2 separate regions of the Homo sapiens genome follow, and region 2 is linked to region 1. A link is an interaction called in ENCODE POLR2A ChIA-PET data of the cell type or tissue named here. Cell type or tissue: MCF 10A. All regions are shown on one strand.

Region 1 (8,000 bases):
ATATTTTGGTCTCCTTACACATTTCTGGTCTTACAAGAAAATTATTTGAGGAATATACAAGCAAAAATATTTGAGCACCACTACACCATATCCTGCACCTTTTTACATCTTTAGACTAAAGAGAGGTTTTTTTCCCTTGGAGGAAAAAGTGGATGGGGACACACATTAAAGATGGTGTCACATGGAAACTGGATAGGACTTGGTATACAAATGAGAGAGAAGAGCACTGCAGGCAGAGAGAACAGTGTGAAAAAGGCTCAGAGGTGGGAAAGCGCAGGTGTGAGTGAGGGAATAGTCGGGCTGGGCTGGAGCAGGAGTGTGGGTAGAGAATAGCTGGTACTAAATTTGCAAAGACAAGATTGCAGCGATGATGCCAGAACTGTATTTGTAGCAGGAGAGAGATGTGGTCAGTGTTGTGCTTTGTTGGAGGTAGGCTGGAATGGCTCAGGTGGGAGAGACTGGAGGTAGTGAAACTAGATGCTAGAGCCATGCCCTGGAGCCCATCTTCACTCTTGGAGGGTCGCCACCACCTCTGTTAGCTGGAGTGGTCCTTGCCCACCATCACTGAAAAATGCAGGTAATGCCACCCATCCCAGGGAGACTGGCATACCCTAGGGACAGAGAGAGTCATGTTGCTGTTCTGAGGCAGCTATGGCCCATCTGTCGTTTTGGGCTTTCGCCTGTTGCCACGTCTTAAAGCCTTGCCATTCTCTAAATAGTGATCATGTTCACCTCCTGAGATCAATGAGATGACTGCAAAGTGCTAGGAGTTGCTCAGGCAGAAGGAATTCACAAACTCTTGGAGCACATTACTGTTATCTTTGTTTCTATTTAACCAAGGACACACCAGAGAGAAAAGGCATGACATCACCAAAGCAATCTCCCATTGGCTGTCCATTTCCCAAGGGGTGGGTTTTCTTTCCAGTTTTTTACTTCTCCTAAGTATTACATGCAGCACAGAGGCAAGTCCTGTCACTTCAGGGTTTCCAGATTCAGTGCCTCTGATGTCATTAGGTTATGGCAAGAGAGTGAGATAACACAACGATGTAAATTTTAGTTGACAGAATTGATGTACCTTAGAGTAAGATGCTCTGAGCTTCATGTTTACTCCTTTCAGGCTGATTTCAATGCTGCATTACTACATTAATTCATAATGCAGAATGCATGAGGGACAAGGATAATAAAATTATGACACTAGCTTTTCTACTTAGTATCCTATAAAATGCGATGCAAATGAATTGGTTCTGTCGGTGCATTTTATCACAAACCTTCAACATACAGTTCCTGCAAGGATTCCAGGTGCTTGTGAGTCTTGGTTGCCATCCTAGTTTTTAACATTTGCCTCATTTCTTGAAGGTTAATAACTGAACTGATTTATTTAAAATTCTTATACAATTATGTTGTAGAAAAGGAGGAAATCGTCACAACTGCTTTTCTCTAGACTTGAATTTGATGTTCCTTTTGGATGAGAAGCAGAGCTAAAAACGAATACCTCATTTTTTTGGCAGTTAAAAAGCAACATAATTCGAAAGTGGAGTTTCATTTAATCCATCAAACAATCCCAACCATTTGATGGAAAAAATGTAAATAATAAAATTTCAAAGGGATTTTATTTTAAAATAGCCACTGGGCATGTACAGTAATAAAATTTTTAATGGCCATTTTATTTTTCATTTCTGAGTTCATTTTTAGTGAAATTACTTGGTGATGAACAGAAGCAGAGTGATAGCCTGAGAGACAAAACTCATTGGTTTCTGAAATAATAAAAAGCATTATCCTCTGGCAATATAGAACATTTCTCTCAGCAGCCTCGCCCAATCTCCTGCACATTCCCTCAGGGCGGGTGGTGGGAGCATTACCTCACCTGCTGCCTCAGCCTGGTCTTCTAGATATGGGGTGAGGAAGCCTTGGGAGGCACCAACACTTTTCTGAGGACACACAGCCACTGAATCAAGTAAAACCAGAGCCTCCAGACTTTTGGGAAGAGCTCTGCACCATACATGGCTCTCCCTAGAGAGTTGTACGCCAAGCAACTTCACGTTTTTCAGTCATTGGAGATATGGAGGCTTCAGGGAAATGAGATCTCCTAAGGCCTCCTAGCATCACAACTTGCAAGGATCTGCCCCAGGATGTGTGTTTTTCTCACTCACACTAGTCTTCATGGAACACAGACCAAACTGCAATAATGTCCACAGGAACTCAATAAAATCGTGTTTTATGTATAGGCTCAGTGACATGTGCTTGCAATCCTTCGGGAGGCCAAGGCGGGAGGATCACTTGAGCCCAGGAGTTCAAGACCAGCCTGGGCAACATAGTGAGACCCTATCTCTAAAAAAATTTTTTTTTTGTAATAAAATAGTGTTTTGTGAAGGGCTTTTCTTTTTCCAGCCAGAGTTTGAATTGATATTTACATCTGAATGTGAAGAGCTAATATGGTATTGGGTTAAAAGCCCAGGCTTTGGAGTTCTACTGGGTTGGGCTTCTCAAGTCAACACTTATCAGCTGTGCGGTCTTGACGATGAAAATTCTCTGAACTTCAATTTACTTTCCTGCAAAATTGGGATAATAAATCTACTTCATAATCTTGGTGTGTGGATTAAATGAGAGAGAGTGTGTGTGTGTGTGTGTGTGTGTGATGTTTAGCACAGTGCCTGGCACATAGTAAATATTCAAAGAAATTAAATTGCTTCTTATTAACACTACTATTGTAAATTTGACCGATTATTGAAAAGCTCTGGATTGCTGAATCCTTTCCTTTCTGCAAAATAACCCAAATAGTGTGTATCTGAGGGAGTTGGGGGTAAAGAAAGAAATACTTCTGGTCTCCACTTAAAGAGTCCCTCTCTTTGCTTGGGTTCTTGGAGACTGGGTGAAGGCTGGAATAATCCCACTGGTGTCCCCAGCTCTGCTCTAAGCAAGCCATGGGTTTCCCTCAGGTGGAGAGCATGGAGGCCTGCAGAGGAACAGGAACAGAGGATCTCTTCCAAAAGGTTTTGACTGCTGCTTCTATTTCCCTACAATTTCTGTCTTTTGCTAGAATTGAAAATAGTCTACTGGGCTATCATTATAGACAGAACATTTTCAATCCTTAATACAATTTTTTCTTGCACAGTAGGATGGGTAGAATGAACAATAATGTATTGTATATTTCAAAATATCTACAAGAGAGGTTTTTGAATGTTCTCATAACATAGAAATGATAAAAGTTTAAAGTTATGGATATGCTAATTACCCTGATTTGGCCGCTACGTAATTTATGCATGTGTTGAAACATCATGTTGTACCCCATAAATATGTACAATGATTACATATCAATGAAAAATTTAAAAAAAGACAAAAGACTTTCTAAAAAAAGTATCCCAGCTGGAGACAGTGGAGACTCAGAGATTCTGGAAAGTAAAGTTAGGTGGTAGCCTCCTCCCATCAATCTATTCACAACTATTGATATATCTGAGAGGTAAGAAGCCTTCTGAGGAAGAGAGGAACCTGCTGTCAGTGAGGCAGACTCAAGTAGAACGGCTGCAAGAGGGCTGTTTCCAGAACTGCTTCCCACCCAGGCAGCACGACTTCATGCCTGGGGGAGAAAAAAAAGGGCTTTGTGCCTAAATTGAAAGAGCTTGTGACTAAGGCTTGTGACATCTGAGGCTCAAGAGACCTTTCGTTGTCAACCCTCCAACTGGGAGTAGCCAGGGAGTGTTCTTACTTCACAAGGGAGATGAGGCTTGTCTCCTAGGTGGAGTTTCAGAGTAGTCCCAGCTCCACAGGCGTCAGATGTGAGATACAGCCCTGTGGGCACCCAGGTGGACAAGTGACTCCAGGTGGGCAGAGAGGCCACTAGAGGCCATCAGCTTGGACAGGCTTCTCTGGGGTGGGGGCTGAGTCCCTTCTTGGCCAGGCATGCAAGTTTAGGGACACTATAAATACAGTACACACCCTGAGGATTCCCAAATACACTTAAGGGAGGGGGATTTTGAAGTCAAGCTGGTGGAGGCTGTGAGTCATAGAGATTTGGATATTAATATTGATGCAATTGCATTTGTGGTCACAGATGAGTGAAGCCTGAGATATTTTGGCTGCAGAGACACAAAAACAATTTCCACAAAACATATTTATTCTTCAGGATTTAGCACTCAGTTCTCTAATTTAACCATTCATTATCATTCACTAAAAACCTCCCAAACAGCTCAAGATTTAAGTTGTCTCTTCTGGATGTCCATTTGGTGGAAAACCCACCCAGTCATCTCATGCTGCTTCTCCCTCACTCAGTGACAAAGCCCTCTGTTTGGATGTTTAAGCTAGATTGATTGATTTGTCAGATGTTTGTTTTTTTGTAACAGGCTTTCAGGCAAGCCAGTGGAATTTGGGGAGTTTTTCACTTGTCAAATTGTTGTCTTGGTTCCTGAAGTGATTATACTATGCTCTGGTAATCATTTAAAACCTTTTAAAACAGTTTCCCTGATTGATTTTCCTCACACAGCCCCCGCTGCTGTTAAGGACAAGACTTTTACCGCAGGAACTAAAAATTAGGAAAATGGTGTGACTCCAGGCAACAGCAGCTCAGGACTCAGTCATAACAGTCTCTCCTGACCCCATGTGGGGCTGAAACATGTGCCTTTCTTTCCCTTCTGAGTTGTAGACATAGAACATGGAACCAAGGAAAAGCTATGCTGATAAAAATGGTAACGACACGCTTTGAAAATATGCTTCATTATAACATAAGGGTATTAGTGATGATTTTAAGCAGATGTCACTGCCTTTCCCACATCATAAGAGGGGAGTGACATGAAAAGTGCACAATCTTGTTACAGGAAACTGCATAGGAAATTTCAACTTTTACTTGAATGCCCAGTTCTGAAAATTTGCTACTGTGAGTTGATCACTCCTTTCTCCTTAAAGCAGTTCCCTCCCTTGCCTTCTAGGACCTCACACTCTGCTGTTTTGCCTCCTCTCTCCCCGGCTGCTCCTTCTCAGTCTCTTGGCTGGGTCCTCTGAATCCTGGTGTGCCCCAGGGCTCAGTCCCTGATGTTTTTCTCCTCTGTCCACACTCCTCCCCTGGTTGAGACCATGGGTCCGTGGCTTTAGATGCTGTCCACATCTGGGAACCTTCGTATTTCCATCTCCAACCCATACTTCTGTCCCAAGCTTCAGGCTTATTCACCCAGCTGCCCACTCATCAGCTCCACTGGATGTCAGACAAGCATCTCAACCCTGACATGTCCAGCACCGAGCTCCTGGACTTCTCTCCCAAACTGGCATTCTTCTCCATCTCAGTTAATGGCAAGTTCATCTTTACAGTTGCTCAGATTAAAATAAGAGTCACTGTAGTGAGTTGAATCATGGCTCACAAAAAGGTATGTCCACATCCTAACGCCAGGCCCTGAGAATGTGACCTGATTTGGAAAAAGGATCTTTTTTTTTTGAGACGGAGTCTCACTGTCACCCAGGCTGGAGTGCAATGGTGCGATCTCAGCTCACTGCAACCTCTGCCTCCCAGGTTCAAGCAATTCTCCTGCCTCAGCTTCCCAAGTAGCTGGGATTATAGGCAACTGCCACCACATCTGGCTAATTTTTGTATTTTTAGTAGAGACTGGGTTTTGCCATGTTGGCCATGGCTGGTCTTGAACTCCTGATCTCAGGTGACCCACTTGCCTTGGCCTCCCAAAGTGCTGGGATTTCAGGCATAAGCCACTGCTCCCAGCCTTTATTTTTAAATAATCCCAAATTTCAAGAGGGCCAATTGCACTTCTAGTGCCTGCAGTAAACAAAGTTAAACAAAACTGGTTTATCTTTTAAAACAACCAGAAGCATTTTTGTGTAAGCCAGAAAAAGGGTCTTTGCAGATTTAATGAAGTTAAGGATTTCATGGTGGAATCATCCTGGATTATCTGGGTGGGTCCTAAATCCAATGACAGTTGTCCTTACAAGGGACAGGTGACACAGAAAAGAGGAGAAGGCAGAGACTAGAGTCATGTAACCCCAAGCCAAGGAACGCCTGGATCCACCAGAAGCTGGAAGAGACAAGGAATAGAATATCCTCTACAGCAGGGGTCTGCAACCTCTGGGCTGCGATGGTACTGGTCCATGGCCTGTTGGGAACTGGGCCACACAGCAGGAGGTGAGCGGCCCCATGAGCATTGCCACCTGAGCTCCACCTCCTGTCAGAGCAGTGCCATTAGATTCTCATGGGAATGCAAACCCTATTGTGAACCACACACGTGAGGGATCTAGGTTGCGTGCTCTTATGAGAATCTAACTAATCCTTGATGATCTGAGGTGGAGCAGTTTCATCCCGAAACCATCCACACACACACCCACCACCCTGCTGCCTCTCTCCCCCGGCACTCCTGCCCCTGTCCGTGGAAACATGGTCTTCCACAAAACCGGCCCCGGAAGGATGAGGACTGCTGCTCTAGAGCCCCTGGAAGCAAGAACCCCTTAATCTCAGACTTCCTGGCCTTAGAACTGTGAGAGAATAAATTTCTGTTGTTTTAAGCCGCCAAGTTTGTGGTGATGTGTTACAGCAGCCCCAGGAAACCGATACGGTCATCTTTAATGTTTCTCTTATTTCTCTTTCTGTGGAGCCTTACCTCCAGTCTCTCAGTAAATCCTGTTGGCCCTATCTTCAAAATATACCCAGAATCTGCCCACATCTTACCACCTCCATAGCTACCTGCTTGGGCTGAGCTCTCAGCATCTCTTGCCTGGAGTATTGCAGTCCTACTAGTCTTCCTGATCCTGCCCTTGACACCCCCGCCTCCAACCCCTGGTGATCCTTTTAACATGGAAGTTGGATCATATCATTCCTCTAGTTACTGTCTCAGAGTATGAGTCAAACTCTTACAAATAATGGGGCCAGGCAGGGTGGCTCACGCCTGTAATCCCAGCACTTTTGAAGGCTGAGGTGGGCAGATCACTTGAGGTTAGGAGTTTGAGACCAGCCTGGCCAACATGGTGAAACGCTGTCTCTACTACTACTACTAATAATAATAATAAAACCTAGCTGGGCATGGTGGTGGGTGCCTGTAGTCCCAGTTACTCGGGAGGTATAGCAGAAGAATCACTGGAACCCAGGAGGCAGAAGTTGCAGTGAGCCGAGATTGTGCCACTGCACTCCAGCCTAGGTGACAGAGCGAGACTCCGTCTCAACCTTCATGATCTGGGCTGCTTCTGTGATGTTTCTAACCTCTTCTTAGACTGTCTCTCTGCTGCTGCTTACCTTTTCAGCCACAATGGCCCCTTTGCTTTTCCTTAAACACCCCATTCATGTTTCTGCCTCAGGGCCTTTGCACTGACTTTTTATTTTGTCTGAAACACTCTTCCTGCAGATACCTAAATAGCTAACTCCCTAATCTCATTCAAGTCTTACTCAAATACCATCCTCTCAGTGAGGTCTCCCCTGACCACCTTATTTAAAAATACAACCCTGAAACACTCTTCTTCTTCCTCCTTCTTTGCTTTATTTTTCTCCATAGCTCTTATTGCCATATAAATACCATATATCTTACTTGCTTATTTACTTATTGTTTTTCTCCACCTGCTAGAAGGTGAGATCCCTGTGACTAGGGAACTGGGGAGATCTTTTTCTGTTCACTGCTGTAACTCCAGCCTCTAGAACAATGCTTGGCATGTAGTACGTACTCAACTCAGTAAATATTTGTTTAATGAATAATTGAAGGTCAGACAGCCTCAATGCATGGTCTACAGAAATAAATGCAATAAGATGACGCATCCTATCTGCTGTCTCATGCTCCCTCTCATCTTCTGGAGACAAAGAAGAGGGAGAGATACGTGTGCCATCAGAAGCTGCACTTTAAAAAATTAATTAACAATTGTGGAAAAGTATACATAACATTAAATTTACCATCCTAACTTTTTTTTTTTTTTTTTTTTTGGAGACAGAGTCTATCTCTGTTGCCCAGGCTGGAGTGCAGTGACGTGATCTCGGCTCACTGTAACCTCTGCCTCCTGGGTTCAAGCGATTCTCGTGCCTCAGCCTCCTG
Region 2 (8,000 bases), 110 kb before region 1:
ATAGTTATTAAATGCAAGCATCAACATAAACTGCATTTAGAAACAACCTTCACCTTGCTTCATCATGAAGTAGTAAATCAAAACTTTCAAAATAATGAAGCATATTTAATTTCAAAAAATGACTTTGAAAAATATTATTGGATGGGTGCAGGGGTGCACTGGCTCACGCCTGTCATCCCAGCATTTTGGGAGGCCGAGGTGGGAGGACCACCTGAGGTCTGGAGTTCAAGACCAGCCTGGCCAACATGGTGAAACCCCGTCTCTACTAAAAATACAAAAATTAGCCAGGCATGATGGCACATGCCTGTAATCCCAGCTACTCGGGAGGCTGAGGCAGGAGAATCGCTTGAACCCGGGAAGCAGAGGTTGCAGTGAGCTGAGATAGTGCCACTGCACTCCAGCCTGGGCAACAGAGTGAGACTCTGCCTCAAAAAAAAGAAAAAGAAAATATTATCAATAAAATAGGCTGGGTATCTGTGAATAAACAGGTTTTTTTTTTTGACTGGTAAGTGAAAAGAAATACAAATTATTTTAAAAATTATTTATTTCATCCTCATCCTTTTAAATTTCTATTTTGTAAATGTTTCTTAATCTACTAGCTAGTATGGTTTGTGATTATAATTTTCGGTGAACCAATGAACATGCATTGGAAGTGCTTGCTGAAACACTTTTTCTGACAAGGGTGTGATCTAAAGAGTGTCAGTGGTCTGTACAACAGCCCTTTACGGAGGGACAGTTGTGTCTTCTTCAGCTTTGTGGCTCCATGGCTTCATGGCCTCTTTGCTGCATGGGAAGAGGCAGAGACAGGAGCCACTGCTTGAGGATTTATATTATACTAAGCATCTTCCCTTTGCTCCAGTCCCCCTAGAGTATTCTTGTGGGGAAAAGGAGCACCTAGCCTTGTTAATTCTGCTTATAGTGGCCTTCATTAGGTTGAATAGTCTCCACATCTTTGTGGTTAGTATCTTGTAACTGAATGTCACTTGTTTCCTACAAAATAATTCTCTTCCCCAAAGTGTTTTCCATTTGAAAATCACTCATATCCTGAAGTGTTCCTCTTGATTCTTTAACAATTTGGCTCCAAGAGCTTTACAAGAGGAAAATGTTCCTGACATGATGGGTGAGTCATGGTTTGTGAAAATGAGCAATTTATGCCTAGCATGGTGCTATGGCCAAATTGCACTAAGACTTTGCCTAGAATATGTGTCTTCTGAGAGTTTTGTTACATGATAGTAAAAAATTAAAAGTCACTTTGCTTGTAATGTCTCTGCTATGCTTAAGAAAACAAAGCTGCATTTGGGAGGCTGAGGCGGGCGGATCACGAGGTCAGGAGATTGAGACCATCCTGGCCAACATGATGAAACCTCATCTCTACTAAAAATACAAAAATTAGGTGGGTGTGGTGGTGCGTGCCTGTAATCCCAGCTACTCAGGAGGCTGAGGCAGGAGAATAGCTTGAACCAGGGAGTCAGAGGTTGCAGTGAGCCAAGATCGTGCCTCTGCATTCCAGCCTGGGTGACAGAGCAAGACTCTGTCTCAAAAAAAAAAAAAAAAAAAAAGAAAAAGAAAAAGAAAACAAATCTGCATTTCTGAATTTAAAAAATACAATGAACTTAAAATACTGAATTCCTCATCTCTTTCTCTTGTATCATGATAGCAAACAAGATCCAGTTCTGCCAGCTGCATCTCAGCCAAGACTCCTACAAACAGCTGAAACTCTCTCTCAGCCTCAGTTTTTCACCTGCAAAGTGGGGATGATAACAATACCTGCTCCCTTTTAAGCCTTAAGACACTTACTTATTATCAGATTGACTTATACCAATTAAATCCTCTTAGAAACATAAGGAGGACTTCATTCTGCAATTGACAAACTAGTTTCTAATACAAACTTCTGTACTTCCTAGTGTATTTTGTATTATCTCTCATTATCCCCAATTTACTGCAGCCAGAACCTTATATGGCCTTGAATGATTTCTAATTAAATACCCTCAATTTCAGATATACTCCTTAGCAGAAACAAAACAAAACAAAACAAGTCAACAGATTCTCCAAACGACGTGCCTCAATCTGGAGTTTCTGACCAGTTTTGCTCAGAAGATGTCCTGTTACCTTCTCAAAGACAATTTCCACCATGAATGACACATTAAAAAGCTACACAGGCAGAAAAGCGATGTCTCCCAGAAACCGCTTTCACCTTTCTCTCTTTCTTCCCCTCTGAGCCTCAGGACTTCTCACTGCCCATCCAGTTTTTAGAACTTGAACCACAGAAGCTGCCTTAGTGGGGAGAAAGTGCTGGGTTTAAGTCAGTTTCTATTTCAGACGCCATGCACTGAAAGCTATCTCCTGTCCTCAGCAAGGCCTCTACAGGCAGCTTCTGTACCATGCCTAGGACCAAGGAGCTTTCAGATGGCCTATAAAAATTTTTGAGACCTGAAAAAAAAAAGAATTGACCCCAAAATATGAAAATAAAAATGAATAAAACAGAACTAAAGAGCATTTAATTAAATATCTGCAAACTAAAAATTAATGCTAACATTAGTAGTTGATAAAATGTTAGTATTCATAAAAATATAATGTAATTATATTTGAAAACAATTGGATTAGATTATTGTCCTTCAATCCAACAAAGTGGATTAGATTATTTTCCTTCAAAAGAGTTCCCAAGCATGTACTATGCTTGCTAAGAAACTATAACTGATTGCAAATTAAGTGGTTTGATTGTAGCTAAATTATTTCAGAAGTAAAATTATCTTTTAAAAAATTTTCTGAAAAACCTTAGGGTACCATGGGTGCATTTCAATATAATTGATATGATTATGACCTCTAAAAGGAGTACTTGGAAATTTGAATACTGGCTGCGTGTTAGATGGTATTAGGGAATGATTGTCAATTGTCTTACTTGTGATAATAGTATTGAGGTTAAGTGGGAGAATCTTAGGAGATACATATGGAAGTATTTAGGGGTGAAGTGTCCTGATGTCAACAACCTGCTTTTAGTATGTTCTGCAAAATAACAATAACTATACGGTGAGGGGGATCTAATTTCCTTAATTCTGCTTACAGTAGTCTTGAAGATTTATAATAATCTCCACCTCTTCACAGTCAGTATGCTCTATTTGAATGTTATTTGTTTTCTACATAATCATCCTTTTCCCCAAAGTGTTCGCCATCTGAAAATCACTTAGTATGTCAGCTACCTACTTTCAAAAGGTTCTGCAAAATAATAATAACAAATGTGTGTGAATCCTTATGTGTACATACACACACACACACACACACACAGAGAATAAATGTAGCAAAATGTTAACAAGTGCTTTGAAAATGATAATAAAGCAGGTAACAGGCTACAGAATGTTGGAGGCTGAAGGGCATTATTTGGATATTATGGTCAGAAAAAGCCTCTTAGTAGGGTAACAACTGAACCAGATCTGAATGAAGTGAAGGAACAAGCCCTGCTAAGATGTAAAGGTAGAGTATTCCAGCTCAAGCAGGCAGCATGTGCAAAGGTCCTGAGGCAGGACTTCACAACACTTGTTATTATCCAACTAAATGATGTTTTGTTAATCTAGTGAGAGTAAAATGGATTCTAATGATTTTAGTTTGTATTTTTCTGTTTACTAATGAGCAACTTTTCATTTATTTGTTAAATTCTGGTAATGTCTTTGTTTTCTTGAATTTCTTGTCAGGTCTTTTATTTTTCTGTTGGGTTCTTTGTCTTTTTCTTACTGATTTGTAAAAGTTCTATATGTTCTGGATATGATTCCTTCGCCGATCATATGTGAGGCAAATATCTTCTCTCCATTTATAGATTGTCTCTTCACTCTTTTTACAGTGTCTTTCAAAGAACGGATTTTTTTTTTTTTTTTTTTGAGACGGAGTCTCACTCTGTTGCCCAGGCTGGAGTGCAGTGGTGCGATCTTGTCTCACTGCAACCTCAGCCTCCTGGGTTCAAGCGATTCTCCTGCCTCAGCCTCCCAAGTAGCTGGGATTACAGATGCCCGCCACCATACCTAGATAGTTTTTGTATTTTTAGTAGAGATGGGGTTTCTCCATGTTGGCCAGGCTGGTGTCGAACTCCTGACCTCAGGTGATCCACCTGCCTCAGCCTCCCAAAGTGCTGGGATTACAGGCGTGAGCCACCACAACTGGCCAGAACAGATGTTCTTAATTTTAATACAACTGAATTTATTGATAATTTTATTTATGGTGTGTGCTTTTGTGTCTTGTTTAATAACATTTTTCTTACTCTGAAGTAAAAAAACTGTTCCATCTATATGTTATTCTAAATGTTCTATAGCTGTATTTTTCACATTAAAAAAATGAAGTCTTTAATCCACATATAGTTGATTTTTATATAGTATGAATTGAGGATCTAATTTTATATTTTTTATATGAATATCTAATTGTCCTGACACCATTTATTAAGTCACCCACTTTTTCCCTATTGAACGATAGTGACCATTCTATTATCAATGAAGGCTCCATATATGCCTGGGTCTGTTTCTGGGCTATTTCATTTAATTGGCCTATTTGTCTGTTTCTGGGCTGGTACTACACGTCCTTAATTCCTAAAGCTTTCTATCTTGATATTTGGTAGGTCAAGTCCCACATCTTGCTCTTCATCCACAGTTTTGGTAATTCTGGGGCCTTTGTTGTTTACCTAAATTTTAGATTTAACTCATCAAATAAAAAACAATGTTGGGATTTTGATTGGAACGCTTTGAATTTATCAGTCCACTTAGGAGAATCAATATCTTAACAATATTGAGTTTTCCTGGCCAAGAATATGGTAAATCTTTCCATTTATTTAGGTTTTCTTTAAGTCTTTCTTTCTTTTTGAGACAGGATCTCACTCTGTCAAGTGCAGTGGCCTAATCATAGCTTATTGCAGACTTGAACTCCTGGGCTCAAGTAATCTTCCTGGCTTAGCATTCCAAGTAGCTGGGACTATCAGTGCACCCCACCATGACTGGCTAATTTTTTTTTTTTACTTTTTGTAGAAACAGGGTCTTGCTATATTGCCCAGGCTGGTTGCAAACTCCTGGGCTCAAACAATCCTCCCACCTCTGCCTCCCAAAGTGTTGGGGTTAGAGGTATGAGCCACCATCCCCTGCCTCTTTAATGTCTTTCAGTGAAGTTTTATAATTTTCTTCTTAAAGGGTTTGATTGATTGAATTCTTTTTTTTGAGACAGTTTTGCTCTGTCGCCCAGGCCAGAGTACAGTGGTGTGATCTTGTCTCGTCTCACTACGTACGATCTCTGCAGTGTTCAAGCGATTCTTGTGCCTCAGCCTCCCGAGTAGCTGAGATTACAGGTGTGTGCCACCATGCCCGGCTAATTTTTGTGTTTTTAGTAGAGATAGGGTTTCACCATGTTGGCCAGGCTGGTCTGGATCTCCTGGCCTCAAGCGATTCTCTTGTCTTGTCTTCCCAAAGTGCTGGGATTACAGGTGTGAGCCACTGTACCTGGCCAATTTTTATATATTAATTTTGGATTGAAGAACCAAGTGAAACATTTATTAATCCTAATTATTGGAGATTCTTTTTGGTGTTCTACAAAAATTATATCACCTTCAAATAAAAATAGTTTTTTTCATTCTTTCCACCTCCTATAAATTTTTTACATTTCTCTTGTTTTATTGCACTGGGCAAGATGTCCAGCATGTTATTAAATGAGAGAGGTGACAGCTGACATCCATGTCTTGTTCTTTATCTAAAGTAGAATGCTTTTGACATTTCACCATTAAATATGATGTCTCCTGTAGGTTTTTAACAAATACTGTTTTTTTTTCTTTTTCTTATTAACCACCCCTCTCCTCCCCAGCCTCACCCTGCTTGTTTTGAAGTTATATAACTTTATTACTCTGCTCCATACTGGGGCAAGTTCTTAATGTAGTATCTCATTTAATCTTCACAATAACCTTTATGAGACAGGTATTATTGCTTCTCTTAGAGAAGTTAACTTTACTAAAATAATATTGCTAGAAGGAATAGAGCAATGGAATACAGCAAGAATTTAAAGCCAGGCTTGTCTGATTCTGCAGCCTCTGCTCCTCTCAGAAACGTGTGCTGCCTAATGCTTGGGTTAAAATTTATCCAATACAGGGAACCTTAAAGGAGATGAATTGTAGCAGGCGGAGGCAGAATAGAGAAGGTGGGTAAAGAAAGGAAGTGAAAAGAAATGGAAATTCATATGGACAGTGAGAGCCACCTCACCCCAGCATGTGATTTTGAATTTGCAGGAAGCAGGTATGTCACCTTGATTAGGCTGCCTTCTCCTCCCCATGCCTTCTTCCAAGACCTCCTGAGGTGTCTGTAGCTGTGGCAATCCAAATTGCTATTGGTTGACAATGCAGACACAGCATTTTCCGCTACTTTCTGCTCTCATCCAATCACAATTGCCCCCTTCCCTCCCTCCCTCTTTCTTTCTCTTTCTCTCTTTCTTTCTTTTTCTTTCTTCCTTCCTTCCTTCCTTTCCTTCCTTCCTTTTTCTTTCTTTCCTTTTTTACCACCAAATTGGCTCCTCTGATTGCTTTTTCCTGGAAGTCATCCACTCATCACACAAATCCTGTGTTAACACTTGTTATTCCCATTATGCACTCATGTTTAGCCTTGCATTTCCTTTGATGAAGAGGAATAAATTAGGAGATGGAGATTCATAGGGAAAGTTCATTCTTTTATTTTATAAATATTAAACAAGCATCCCTTATGTTTCAGGCACTGTGTAAGGGACTAAGGATGTAGCAATAAACAAGACAGGCAAAGGCTGTTCCCCAGTGATGCTTATGTTACAGTGTTAGAAGACAGAGGAATAACAAATACACAAAATAACTGTGGATTAGGGATAACAATGAAACAATTTGGGTGGTAAGACAGCAGATAAGTTGAGGAGGCCTTCTGAGACATGACGGTCAAGGAGGGCACCTCTGATGAGGGCGGTGTGAGTCAAGGGCTGAAGGGTGACAGAGAGAAGCTATGCAAAGAGCTAGAGGCAAACAGGCAGAGTAATCAGCAGGTATAAAGGCCTGGATCCAGGAAAACGCTTGGCAAGTTTGAGGAACAGAAGGTCTGGCTGGAGTACAGTGGGTGGGGGAGAACGGACTGAATGATACTGGAGAGGGAGCAGGAGCCAGTCCATTGTAAATAGCTTGGATTTTATTCTAGCTGCAATGGAAAGCCATTGAAGTGTTTCAGCAGGGTGATGGCAAGATGTACTTTACTATTTTTTTTTTTTTTTTGAGACAGGGTCTCACTCTGTTGCCTAAGGCTGGAGTGCAGTGGCACAATCCCAGCTCACTGCAGCCTTGCCTTCCTGTGCTTAAGTGATCCTCTCACCTCAGCCTCTCGAGTAGCTGGGACTACAGGCATGCACCACCAGGCCTGGCTACTTTTTGTATTTTTTGTAGAGATGGGGTTTTGCTATGTTTCCCAGGCTGGTCTCGAACTCCTGGGCTCAAGTGATCCACCCACCTTGGCCTCCCAGAGTGCTGAAATTACAGGTGTAAGCCACTGCGGCTGGCTGCTTTACTGTTTTACATTACTCTGATTACTTTGTGAAAAGTGGGTTGGAGGGTAAGCAATGAAGGCAGCATGCCAATGGACTCTACTTCTTGTACATAACTTTTCTGGAGGCTCACTCAGTGACTGCCTGCCTCCCTTGCCTGACCTCTCGTTGGCCAAAACTGAATCTGGTGGCCAGCCTTAGCTGCAAGAGATCCTTGGAATGTAATTATTTTAGGCACAGGAAGACAAGGGGAAAATGGCTTGTGAATGTCTTTTGGGTAGGCAATCCACAGTATCTGCCACTAGGGTCATCTGCACTGTATCTGAAACAAGCCTGTGAAATAGACGAGGCAAGTCTTATTTGATTAATCTATAAAGGGGGAGGATGGTTAAAGAGCACAAAGATCATAGGTAATAGAGCAAGGGCTTGAGTCCAGATCTTTTCATCTCAGATTGAATGTACTCTCTCACTACCTTTCATTATTCTAGGCCCCACAA

Evidence for each region. ChIA-PET counts read pairs that join two places held together with the same protein. Peaks named below come from ENCODE experiments on the same cell type or tissue, not always from the same donor. Only the 100,000 strongest peaks of a DNase experiment are listed, where the experiment ranks them.
Region 2: POLR2A ChIA-PET joins it to region 1 with 5 read pairs; 2 of 35 experiments call an interaction of 5 or more read pairs at or near these places.

What each region holds. Positions count from the first base shown.
Region 1 is chr4:139,592,515-139,600,514 of GRCh38, forward strand. LOC105377622 (a long non-coding RNA gene) reads right to left here. Exons shown (of 6, transcript NR_171655.1): 6 at 4,094-8,000. Among named protein-coding and RNA genes, the nearest start is that of QKILA, 27 kb to the right of the region's middle. In MCF 10A, no CTCF peak of the experiment used is centred here; DNase peaks (open chromatin) are centred at 3,667, 3,987 and 7,697.
Region 2 is chr4:139,486,320-139,494,319 of GRCh38, forward strand. It overlaps a transcript of SETD7 not described here. Among named protein-coding and RNA genes, the nearest start is that of RAB33B, 36 kb to the left of the region's middle. In MCF 10A, no CTCF peak of the experiment used is centred here; no DNase peak of the experiment used is centred here.